Regions from separate parts of the Homo sapiens genome. Here all the other regions are linked to region 1. A link is a contact called in ENCODE Hi-C or POLR2A ChIA-PET data. All regions are on one chromosome and are shown on one strand. Each heading gives the region's core, a stretch centred on a gene start or an enhancer-like site at or near the end of the contact. The rest is flanking DNA. Distances are from core to core; before and after follow the strand shown.

Region 1 (4,095 bases), core at 930-3,429:
GCCTCCTGAGTAGCTGGGACTACAGGCACCCGCCACCATGCCCGGCTAATTTTTTTTTGTATTTTTAGTAGAGACGGGGTTTCACCATGTTAGCCAGGATGGTCTTGATCTCCTGATCTCGTGATCCACCCGCCTCGGCCTCCCAAAGTGCTAGGATTACAGGCGTGAGCCACCGCGCCCGGCCTCTGAATTGTATTTTTCAAGTGTACTAAAGTTCCTCCAGGAACTACACACACAACAAATGTACTTTCCAACTTGCTTATTTAGGAAGATCAGCTTTGTTACATCAAAACGTCCATTAGAAAGTCATGACACTGGCCAGGCGAGGTGGTTCACGTCTGTAATTACAGCACTTCGGGAGGCTGAGGTGGGAAGACTGCTTGAGGTCAGGAGTTCAAGACCAGCCTGGCCAACATGGTGAAACCCAATATCTACTAAAAACGCTGGGCGTGGTGGCCCACATCTGTAATCCCAGCTACTCAGGAGGTTGAGACACAAGAAACACTTGAACATGGGAGGCAGAGGTTGCAGTGAGCAGAGATCATGCCACTGTATTCCAGCCTGGGCAACAGAGCGAGACTCTGTCTCGGGGGGAAAAAAAAAAAAAAAAAGAAGCAGAAGAAAAAGAAGAAGAAGAGGAGAAAAGAAAAAGAAAGTCACAAAAAAATGAGCAGAGAAATTAGGTTTTACCTCAAGTGTCAGCAAAAAAAAAAAAAAAGTTAAAACAAGATGAGTTTTTTTTTTTAAACACTGCATATAAAACAATGAAGTAATTTGTTCAGAGAGTTCTGCTGTTAAAATAATGACAATCTGGCCAGGCGCAGTGGCTCACGTCTGTAACCCTAGCACTTTGGGAGGCCAAGGCAGATGGATTGCCTGAGCTTAGGAGTTCGAAAACAGCCTGGCCAACACAGTGGGGAAAAAAAAAAAAAATTAGCTGGGAGTGGCATTTGTAGTCCCAGCTACTGGGAAGGCTGAAGCAGAAGAATTGCTTGAACCCGGGAGGTGGAGGTTGCAGTGAGTCGAGAGCGCACCACTGCACTCCAGCCTGGTCAACAGAGCGAGACTCTGTCTCTTAAAAAAAAAAAAAAAGTAGCTCGGCCAGGTGTGGTGGCTCACGCCTGTAATCCCACCACTTTGGGAGGCCAAGGTGGGTGGATCACAAGGTCAAGAGATCCAGACCATCCTGGCCAACATGGTGAAACCCCGTCTCTACTAAAAACACAAAAATTCGCTGGGCATGGTGTCATGCGCCTATAGTCCCAGCTACTCAGGAAGCTGAGGCAGGAGAATCACTTGAACCCAGAAGGCGGAGGTTGTAGTGAGCCAAGATCGCGCCACTGTACTCCAGCCTAGGTGACAAAGCGAGACTCAGTCTCTAAATAAATAAATAAATAAAAATAATGACAATGTAATGTAGGATGGGCAGTTTGTAACTTTTCTATAATAATTCTTATATGATTTTAAAAGGGCCCTATGCGAACTACTTTAACATGCACTATTTTACTTGAAATCGCACAACACTCCCAAAACAGGAGAAAAATTTCATAAAGACAGAGAGCTTTGCTTGTTGTATACATTTATTTATTTCAAGATTTGGCACAATGCCAGGGATAGAGTGGTACTTAATGATATCTGTGGACTGAAGGTCAACACTTTTTCATATATTAGACAAATACAGCTCATAATGATTAAGAAATTTGTCTGAGACCACAAGGCTGGGAAATGACTAAGCCAAGCTTCCAATGAAGGGCAGTGAGTCAGATTCCTGAGTCTAGTTCATCTAATATAATTGTTAAGGGTGTTAACATTAATCTTTACTGCATCACATTTCTGCAAGGAAGCTTTGAGCCACCATCCTGAAGACTGAGAAACCAACACAATTTTAACCCATTAAGCACAGCAACTGCCCTGCCCTGTCTTTCAATATCCTGTCCCTGTCTCATTCACAGTGTACCTCTGCCCCCAGTAATTACCTTAGCGTCAGAGATCCACAAACAAAAACAATGTTAAGACTTGAGAGAAGCCAAACCACTCACCTGCTGAGGTATGGCAGCCCTAACTGTGGGAGTATCACCTCCCTACTGATATCAAAATCAGACCCTACAAAGGAGAAAGAAAGGTCATCTGAAATCACCTTGACACTCCAAACAGGGACTTATATCTGTGGGTCAGAGAGTGAATGAGTCATAGAGAGAAGAACACTTCATAGAACAGGGCATGAGTCACTGGTTCCTTTCTTATTGAGATAGAAAGAAAGGTATATCCTTTTATACATCTTGGGGGTAGTGCGGGGGCGGGGGGAACCACCATCTCTTTCATTTGCTCCCATTCTCATAGCTCCATGAACTGTCCACAAGTTATCACCGGTGAGTATGTGGTTCTCTTTTCAAGGCAGGGCTATCGCCCTTAACTTCCACTCCTCTCCAAACTTCAGGTTGTTTAGCACTAACTCCACTCAGACAGATTTTTTGAGCAGCTGCACACCTTTGTCTCCCTGACCAGAATCCCCAGGAATCATGCAAATCCTCAGGCATATCCTAGGTTCACTTTCAGGGGATTCCCTGAGGATGCCCCTTTTTTATGTTCAACAGCCTTAGGAAGCCACCCCCAAGTCCAACAGATACACAGTCCCCTTTTTGTGGATGTCCAGGCCACACAAGAAATGGAAAGAATTTCAATAAGAAACTCTCCCGGAAACTATATGCATATGCATATCTACTTCTAGGTACTGATGATGCCAAGGACTCTTTCATAAAGACAAGCACATTCGCCAAAGCCCCAAGGCATAATTAGCCTTGCTCTAAAACTTTCCTAAGTGGCCAGAATCTACTGCATATATTTTTCTTAGCCAAGAAACAGATGTAGAGTATAAATGGTTTTCCACTGAGTACCTTCAAAACAGATGCAACTATTTGGTAAATGTTCCATCTGCCCAGAGTATCCATTGTCAATGGAGACCAGACATACAAACTCCGAGGATCATTTAATTCAGTGTTCAAAAGAACTTCCATCATTTGCATCCCAGCCTCCTGACTTTTGCCACATATGGGTACCACTTCTACTATTCCACGTTACCCTTTTTAAAACCACTTTATTTTCATGTAATTAAATATATTTTAAATGGAAACTTCATATCACCTCTAGGAATAGACATGCAGAACCAGCTGCCATAAAAATGAAGTAACTAAAAGCAAATACATTGAAAGCAAAATCTTGCCATTAAAAGGTATGGTCTCTCAATTAGGAAGGAAAATTAGCAAATGTTAGGGGGTGCTGAAGACATATTAACACCTGATAGAGACTTACTTGATGTAATCTCAAGAACTGAGAAAGGATTAATGGAAGAGGAGGAAAGGAATGAATTTGAACTGAAGCAGGAACTCAAGTGAGAAGACAAAATCTGAGGACTCTGTTTCACCCTTTTTTTTTTTCTTTTTGGTTTTGTTTGTTTGTTTTTGAGACGGAGTCTTACTCGGTCGCCCAGCCTGGAGTGCAGTGGCTCACTTCAACCTCCATCTCCCAAGTTCAAGCAACACTCCTGCTTCAGTCTGCCTAGTAGAATGCACCACCATGCCCAGCTAATATTCTGTATTTTTAAGAGATGGGATTTCGCCATGTTGGCTGGGCTGGTCTCGAACTCTGACCTCAAGTGATCCGCCTGCCTCCACCTCCCAAAGTGCTGGGATTACAGATGTGAGCCATCACGCCCCACCAGTCACCCTCCTCTTTATACTGCTTACTATGGGTTACTTCTCAGAGATAGAAGACGGTATCAATGCCACAATCTAGGGTAAATGACCAACTGGAGTGTGGTTTGTCCTCAAAACTTCCATGTATGAGATAGAGTCAGTAGTATACTTATTTCTATTTTCTAACCTTCTTCCCACAAAATATTTTGGACAACAAACTAAGAGTAATTTGCTAGCATCTCAGAAGCTAAACAGGTGACCAATGATGGCACTGCCAAAATACCCCATGGTAATTCCTATTCAGCTAAGTCAGTTAAAGCCCATACAGCAAAAGCCCTCTGAATTGGAAATACTAATGGAAGGGACAGTATTTTACCAAACTACAAAAAACAGCAAGGTGTTC
Region 2 (4,095 bases), core at 406-2,905, 510 kb after region 1:
ATGGCCACCCCAGCAGGCAAGAGGTGCCTACAGCCACCATTTGGCTTTGCTATTAGAGAAGTGCTTTGCAGAGGCTTGGAAATGGGGAGCGGGAAGAGATGGGTCAGAAGTCTGGTCATTCAGGATCGCCTATTCTCTACTTTATCATCTCCAAAAAGAAACACTAATTCACTAACTTTCACATAGTCCTTAAGCTCTACAGGACTTGGCAAACTCATCACCTGCACAATAGCCCCCCTATCCTCACCCCATCCAGTAACAGAGCTGAATCTTTACCTCCTGGGAGCCCAGTCATTCTGCAGAACAGAGGGGGGTTGGAACCTTGGAGCCAGGTGCTCCCTGCTCCCACTGAACTCTTCCCCGAGGTGCCCTGACAGCCTAGGGCCCCAGCCGCTGCAGGGAGAGCAAAGGCTCATCCATCCCAACCAGCAGGGACGGAGGGCATGGCGGGGATGAAGGGCGGCCAGAGGTAAAACCCAGAGGTTCTCTCAGTTAAAGGATGGCAGAGGGTTCTCATAAATGAAAACCACGCTCTACTGCGGCAGAAAACGGAGACTTTTGCTTCTGGAGTACTGAAAACAAGTCAGGCAAAAGGGACAGGAAATATGGGATGGGTAAAACTGAGAAAAAGGACACATTAACCTGGTGGATACATTTGGAATCCCAGGTTCACCAAGTGCTTTGTAAAGTCCACCAAAGCTTCTCTGGTCACGGATTACTGTTTTCCTTTCCTAAAACTTCCACCTTTACCCCTCCACATCCGCCCCTGGCCCCTGCTAAATGTCCACTTTCAGGAGACTGATTAGCTTCCTATGAAACCACCAATGCAAAATCCAGGGTGTTTCTGAAAATGTGATGCAGCTTTAAAATTCACTAACTTCGGGCCAGGCGTGGTGGCTCATGCCTGTAATCCCAGCACTTTGGGAGGCCAAGGCAGGCAGACCATGAGGTCAGGAGATCAAGACCATCCTGGCTAACACGATGAAATCCCATCTCTACTAAAAATACAAAAAATTAGCCTGGCGTGGTGGTGGGCGCCTGTAGTCCCAGCTGCTGGGGAGGCTGAGGCAGGAGAATGGCGAGAACCCGGGAGGCGGAGCGTGCAGTGAGCCGAGATCACACTACTGCACTCCAGCCTGGGTGACAGAGCAAGACTCTGTCTCAAAAAAAAAAAAAAAAAAAAAAAAAAAAAACACTAACTTCGGATGGTCACAGGAAAGATGCAAACTAACAAGGAAAGCTTCTTCGACTGCCATGTGCCACACAACAGAATTGCGTAAACTTTGGCACAGTCACCACCCGTAAGTGATGCTGTGATGAATCTCCTGTTCCGATACACTGAAATGATTCACCACTTAACGGTGAGTGATTTTACACACTACACGCTCACACCTAAGGGCCCTGAGATGAACCCTGCTATCAAAGAGCAAAATACCTGTTTTAACACAGGCCCATAAAATTGCTCCTGGTCATGAGAGCAGGGTGGCCAAATTCCAAGCCTGCCTTTCCGGCAGAAGGTACAACCACGGATTTCACTGGGATAAAGTGATAAGAAAATTCTATAGCAGTGACTCTTGGTTCTTTAAGAATGAAACCTCCAATAATATATTACTTCCTCTGGGTGCGACAGACACAGATTAAAACATCAAAACAAAAAACCCCTTCCCTCCATCTGAGTCATTCATTACACACTATTCTAAACACTCTTGTCTAGGACTTTCCTAGGACCAGGAAAGGATCGGACATTTTGGGCCTTTTTAACTCTCATTTTGACAATTCACTCTCTAACATAATCCAATCAATGAAAATATTAGTACAAAAACCTCATGTTACAGAAATGTATGTCAGAAGATTAAAAAAAAAGCAAACTCAGTGGTGACTCACTTCTGGACGTGTAGTGATTAGGGGTTTTTGTTGTTTTTTAAAGAGACTGAGAAGGGCAATTTTAGGCAAATACCCTTCTGGGTTACAAAAGAGCAATGTATAGGTTTCCTATATGTCCTATTTGAAGAAGAAAATGAAAGTGGTTTGTTTTCAACAAATACATCTGCACAAACAACAGCTTACCTTAGTGCTACTGGCATCTCCTTCATTCCCCATCCACAAAAAATTTTAAGGGACAAATGACATAAGTGGGTGTAACTACCTTTCCAGGCTGGAGCTGCTTGTAAGAAAAACCCTTCCTGGGAAGCCAGAAGTTCCCCAGAGTACGGGAGTCCTCTATCAGCCTCCACTGGAACTTACACACGTCCTTTATTTTTCAACTGTGTGACATCACACCCACAGCTCACTAACATCTCTGTGAGGTCTCCTGGTGCCTGTGCAAAGCCCAAGCATCCAAAATCTATAAAGCTCATATAAAAATCCATGCTTACTTGCATTTGCCACAATGCTCGGCGTTACAAATGGATTAAGTACAAGGTTCCTTCCAATATTATTTTCTAGGTTTATCCTCTCTTTCTCAGCTGCCTCAAAACAATGCAGATCATACAAATACAGACAGCAGATCCCTGGTATTAAATCAGCCAAATTAGAAAAGCGAATTTACCCACAACTTTTCAAGAATACATCCGCTGTATTACAGGGAGGCACGCGACTATCTCTAGCTAAGTATTTTAAAGAAAACACACAGTTTTAAAAGGTCAGCCGTCTGGCCCACAGTGAAGTCACTGACTTTAATAGCTAGCTTATCGACTTGGGATCTCGTCCTGTTCACTTTTTCCACTGGGCTTCTTAAAGTTTACGTGTGTCATGAAATGCTTAGCTAAAGCCAAAAGGCTAAGTTTTTCTTTCTGCAGTACTAAGACGTCGTGAAACACTCTAAATTTAAAAGACCATCTACCACATCATTTTCCCTGTTTAGAGGCGTGGAGCAGTGATGATTTCCCTGGTTCTGGTTGTTGAAATGGCTGAGAAGACACGAAGTCAAGATTCAAAAACCACAAAGTATTTCAGCATGCATTATTGTACACAGACTATGCTGCTATTAAAACATGGAACTTCCTTTTCACTGAAATTACAAGCAGAAAATAGCAGATGCTGCATGCGACCTCCATCCTTGAACATACTAAAATTTTACTATGTCAAATGGAAAACTGGCTGTGAAAATGACTAGGCCACAACACACTTTTATTTCTTTTTTTTAAATCATTCGCCAAAGTCCCTAAAAACAATGCCTCACCTCTTCCACAAGGTCCATCTACGTTCTTTTTTTTTTTTTTTGAAATGGAGTTTCACTCTTGCCACACAGGCTGGAGTGCAATGGTGTGATCTCAGCTCACTGCAAACCCTGCCTCCCTGGTTCAAGTGATGCTCCTATCTCAGCCTCCTGAATAGCTGGGATTACAGGCGCCCGCCACTGCACCCAGCTAATTCTTGTATTTTTAGTAGAAACGGGGTTTCACCACATTGGCCAGGCTGGTCTTGAACTCCTGACCTCAGGTGATCCGCCCGCCTCGGCCTCCCAAAGTGCTGGGATTACAGGTGTCAGCCACAGCACCCGGCCCCATCTACATTCAATGTGGCTGGGTGCATCACCCCACCACACGCCTGTCCCCTCCCCAACCATCCCACTCCCATTTGCAGGTCCAGGTCATTTACTCACAAAGGATGTGTCTTACAGGGTGGACCCTAGCGGCAAATTCCACTTGCTAAACTGTATCTTAACCAAATAATGAATACTGGTACCTGTGGAATATGAGTTCTTTCTTTTAAAGCCAATCACCAGCAAAGGTGGTTAAGAGCCTTGTCAAAAGTCAATTATCAGTAAACTCTTTTTGGAGTTTCAGTTACAGGCAGAAATCTAAGAAACACCATGTGTACTTCTAGGTACTCCACAGCCTCTCTGTGCACTAGAGAGAGACAAGAGCCATTCAATTCACAGAGCATCTTCACATCCAAACAGAAAATCCAAGCCCACTGGTCATACCAAATTGAGACATCCACAAGATCAGCTACATTGAGGCAGCTGCCCTATGAAAACAGCTAGGACTTAGCCTAACACTTGCTATATAACGAACACACAATCTCCCAGGTTCTACCAATCACTCCTTTGACAAATCGAGGTTTGTCAAAGTCTCTGCCTAGCCTGTCCTA
Region 3 (4,095 bases), core at 417-2,916, 420 kb after region 1:
CTCATCCATTTGGATGGTTGTTCACCCAGGCTGTTCCTGCCCACTGCCGTATACCCAGGCAGGAAGCATTCAGCTTGCTAGCTTGCTCAGCCTAAAGATCGATGTCCTGACAGAGTGGGACGCATCCAGCCACGTGTCAGGCACCACCAGAGTTCCTGTCAACGTCAATTTTGGGGAGAGTCTAACAAACAGCTGAGTCTTTCGGAAGCTGTGAGGACTTGGAATAAGCCAAGACAACCCCACTACAGTGTGGTAAAGAAGGTGTTTCGCTGTGATCTGTGGGGGCTTAAAGAGCAAAGCAGATCCACCATTCTGATGATTCTCAAGCCAATTCTTTTTAACTAGAGAGTTAGTAATCAGGATAACCCCATTAGGTTACTGGGGTGGGACAGTAAACTCTTCAAGCTATCTACTCCCCACCCCCCTCCTCCAAACACACAATAACACATGGTCCCCTTGACAAGCTCCAAGGCTGGTTAATGAGTAAAAACCTGTCAACTGCCAGGACACTGTGTCTTTCAGGCCAGGGCTCACACCAGCCTTGCACTCCACAGTCTCTGGAGCAGTAGCTAGCCTCTGACTCCAATGCTGTGCCATCTACTCAAAGAACAGCAGCTTCCCCAGGCTAAGGGGTATTTGGAATTTGGAAGCCAGATCTCTTGGCTTATAGAGGATAAGAACTGGACAAAACAAGGCTTAGCTCTCCACAATTTGACTTAATAACTAGTTTTTGTTTTGTTTTTGAGACAGTCTCACTTTGACACCCAGGCTGGAATGCAGTGGAGTGATCTCGGCTCACTGCAACGTCCACCTCCTGGGTTCAAGCAATTCTTGTGCCTCAGCCTCCCAAGTAGCTGGGATTACAGGCATGTGCCACCACACCTGGCTAATTTTTGTATTTTTAGTAGAGACGGGGTTTCACTATGTTGGCCACACTAGTCTCGAACTCCTGGCTTCAAGTGATCTGCCCACCTCAGTCTCCCAACTGCTGGGATTACAGGCATGAGCCACAGCACCCGGCCAATAACTAGATTTTTAAAACTCACCAAAAACAAGTAACTCATTGTGAATAACCCTTGAAATCTGCAAAACTTGCTCTGGGGCAAACCCAGGCAACAATAGGATTTAACAGTGCCCCACAGAAGCATGTGTGTGTCCTGTCTCAGTCATCTCTACATGGAAAGCTGAAAGGGCAATCAGGAGTGTGCTTTGTAGGATTCTGGTACTATAACAAAGATGGTGTTTCCATACCATTCACGGTGAGCCTGGCCTTATGTGAATAGGTGGAGCCAAAGTGGTTGGTGATGACACATTGGTAGCGGCCCTCGTGCCCGAAAGTGACCTGACGGAGGTGCAGGATGGTGGTGTACTCCATCACTTCCCCGTCCTGCGCGTGGACGTGGACAAAGTTCTCCATGTCTGCATTGGTCAGGACTTCATTGTCTTTCTTCCAGGCAAAGGTCATGGGGGAGCTGCTGCTGCTGGCTGCTGAGCATGTAAACCGGATGTCCTTGCCCACCATAGCCATGGTGGTTTCTGGCTGGGTGATGATCTGTGGCTTCAGGAAGTCATCTGGGGAGAGAAGGGTCAACTGTAAAGCGCTGGGTTCTTGGTACACAGAGGAACCAGCTGCTGTTCATGCTAACAGAAACTGACACAGACACCAAGCAGGAACCAGAGCTTGAGGTCCCTGTGCATCCTCAGCCCCACCAACCAGATGCCGTAAGAGTTGCACCATGGACATCTGACCTCATCTAATTAGAAGTCTGTGAGTACTGATCACCTTTATGATCACACTCCTTGATTAGAAATTAACCCACCACTTCTCAGTTCTCAAACCAGCCAGCCGGCAGTTTCCTTAAGACAACTGGCTCTGCCTGCTGACTTTCACACAAAACAGTCAGGCACCACTGGTCATGACTGCAGAGATCTTACCCACAAACCTTACTCCAAAAGGAGGGGGTGTAAAACACTTCCAAAATGTCAGAATAAGGACCTCCAAAAATCTGCACCTCCATTAAAACAAGGAAAACACCTGGAAAAATGGTCAAAAGCAACTTTTTCAGAATTCTGGAAAACCAAAGGCTTACAACAATCCATGGATTGTTGATTCAAGCAAATAGCAACATCTCAGAAATGTGAGCTTTGTGGTATTTTAACTTATCCAAAGCCCCATTCTTCCCTCCCCAGCTCCATGGTAGCCTTGAAACCCAGCAGCCTAGCAACCACTCAAGGGTCAGAATGGGCTCCCCAAAAGCCCCATCCTCAGAACTGACACCATGTGGCCTATCTGGCAGCAACACGGAAAGCCCCATTCACAGGATTTGCATTGATTTGCCCTGATCTAGTTTGCCGAGCAGGAGAAGCCCTAGCCCCAGGGCACATGACTACAACAATCAGTAGCCACTGTTCAACAGCGCAGCTGTCTGAGGGGACAATACCCATGGGGCAAACAAGCAGCTGGCCAAAAAACTATAAAGGAAAATGTGGGGAATACAGTGTTAATGGTGGGCTTTGAAAAGGTCCAATACATTCCTGGGGATCTAGACAGCCACATGCAGGTGCAAGGCCATGTGCACACCCAGGAAAGACGTGAGGGGGTCCTCATTTGTCACCTGTGGCTGAGCATGACTGTCTACACAAATAGGAAGTGATGGCACACCCCAACACAAACACACAAGCCGTCGGTAAAGGATAGGAGACAGTGGTTGTGGTGACTTCTCTGTCCAACCATTAGCTAACCACTAAACTAAACAAGCAGGGACTTAAGGGGACGGACTTTATATAGCCTTTGTCCAGGAAAAGTCACTAGGCAAGCTGTAACAATAAACAGCAACAGCAGCAAATCCTGGGGGAGGAGAAAGGGAATATCCAATTTCCAGAGTTGCCACATTATTTTATTTTAAATGCCCAATTTTCAACAAAATATTATGAAACACTCAAACAGGAAAAAAAGCAGTCAACAGAAACTGTCTCTGAGGGAGCCCAGACTTAGATTCACTAAATAAACTTTTTAAATCGGCAATTATAGGCATATTCAAACACCTCAAGGAAACCATGTCTTAAAAAAAATATCGAAGGATAGTGGCCAGGTGGGGTGGCTCACGCCTATAATCCCAGCACTTTGGGAGGCTGAGGCAGGAGGATCATGAGGTCAGGAGATCAAGACCATCCTGGCTAACATGGGGAAACCCTGTCTCTACTAAAAATACAAAAAAAAAAAAAAAATTAGCCGGGTGTGGTGGCAGGTGCCTGTAGTCCCAGCTACTAGGGAGGCCGAGGCAGGAGAATGGCATGAACCCAGGAGGCGGAGCTTGCAGTGAGCCAAGATCACGCCACTGCCCTCCAGCCTGGGTGACAGAGCAAGACTCTGTCTCAAAAAAAAAAAAAAAAAAAAAAAAAAGGATAAAGTATGAGAAAATTTTATAGCAATAAAGAGAAATTATAGATATGAACCAAGTAGAAATTTTGAAACTTAGAAGTACAATAACTGAAATGAAAAATTCACTAGAGGGGCTTGACAGCAGAACTGAGCTGGCAGAAGGAGGGGGCAGGGAACTTGAGACAGTCAACTGAGATTATGTAGTCTGAGAAACAAAGAAAAAAGAATGAGGTAAAATGAAAAGAACCACAGAGACTTGTGGGACAGCATCAAGCACAACAACATACAAATCATGGGAGTCCAAGAAGGAGAAGAAAGAAAAAGGAAGAGAAAAAGTATCTGCAAAACAATGGCCCCAAATTTGATGAAAAATGTGCAGCCACACATCCAAGAATCTTAATGAACTCCAAGTAGAGTAAATTCAAAGATCCAAACGCAGATTCATCATAGTCAAGCTGTCAGGTGCCAAAGACAAAGAATCTTGAAAACGCAAAAGAGGAGCAACTCATCACATTCAAGGGATCTTCATTATTATTAACGGCTGATTTCTTACCAGAACCCACAGAGAACAGAAGGCAGTAGGAAGATATTCAAATTACTGAAAGAAAAACGTTCAACTATGAATTCTATGTATTAAAAAACCTATCCTTCAAAAATGAAGGGGAAATTAAAACATTCCGATGTTTTTATTTTAAACACACACAGAGCAAGTT

What was found. A loop is a pair of places that touch in the nucleus more often than their neighbours do. ChIA-PET counts read pairs that join two places held with the same protein, here RNA polymerase II (POLR2A). Pooled maps may share reads with other maps.
Region 2: a pooled map shows a loop between it and region 1 (14-fold over the local background). The contact joins two enhancer-like sites. A Hi-C loop is called at or near these places in 1 of 37 single-sample maps with no recorded cell type and 7 of 50 pooled maps. POLR2A ChIA-PET finds 5 or more read pairs at or near these places in 1 of 52 experiments (RWPE1).
Region 3: a loop to region 1 is called in a pooled map, with 6 times the contacts of the local background. The contact joins two enhancer-like sites. A Hi-C loop is called at or near these places in 2 of 37 single-sample maps with no recorded cell type and 2 of 50 pooled maps.

The regions. Positions count from the first base shown.
Region 1 is chr3:65,962,237-65,966,331 of GRCh38, forward strand. All of the region lies in intron 1 of MAGI1 (membrane associated guanylate kinase, WW and PDZ domain containing 1), which reads right to left. Among named protein-coding and RNA genes, the nearest start is that of MAGI1-IT1, 9.7 kb to the left of the region's middle. RefSeq lists an enhancer at 1,548-2,747. Within about 2 kb of position 2,180, at least 6 of the 41 ENCODE cell types and tissues checked have a DNase peak (open chromatin) inside an H3K27ac peak, as active enhancers do.
Region 2 is chr3:66,471,141-66,475,235 of GRCh38, forward strand. The region is part of intron 1 of LRIG1 (leucine rich repeats and immunoglobulin like domains 1); the gene reads right to left. Among named protein-coding and RNA genes, the nearest start is that of LRIG1, 28 kb to the right of the region's middle. RefSeq lists a silencer at 1,341-1,390. Within about 2 kb of position 1,656, at least 9 of the 41 ENCODE cell types and tissues checked have a DNase peak (open chromatin) inside an H3K27ac peak, as active enhancers do.
Region 3 is chr3:66,384,730-66,388,824 of GRCh38, forward strand. LRIG1 (leucine rich repeats and immunoglobulin like domains 1) reads right to left here. Exons shown (of 19, transcript NM_015541.3): 13 at 1,252-1,572. Among named protein-coding and RNA genes, the nearest start is that of LRIG1, 110 kb to the right of the region's middle. RefSeq lists enhancers at 1,414-1,513, 1,974-2,143, 2,154-2,233, 2,264-2,323. Within about 2 kb of position 1,667, at least 3 of the 41 ENCODE cell types and tissues checked have a DNase peak (open chromatin) inside an H3K27ac peak, as active enhancers do.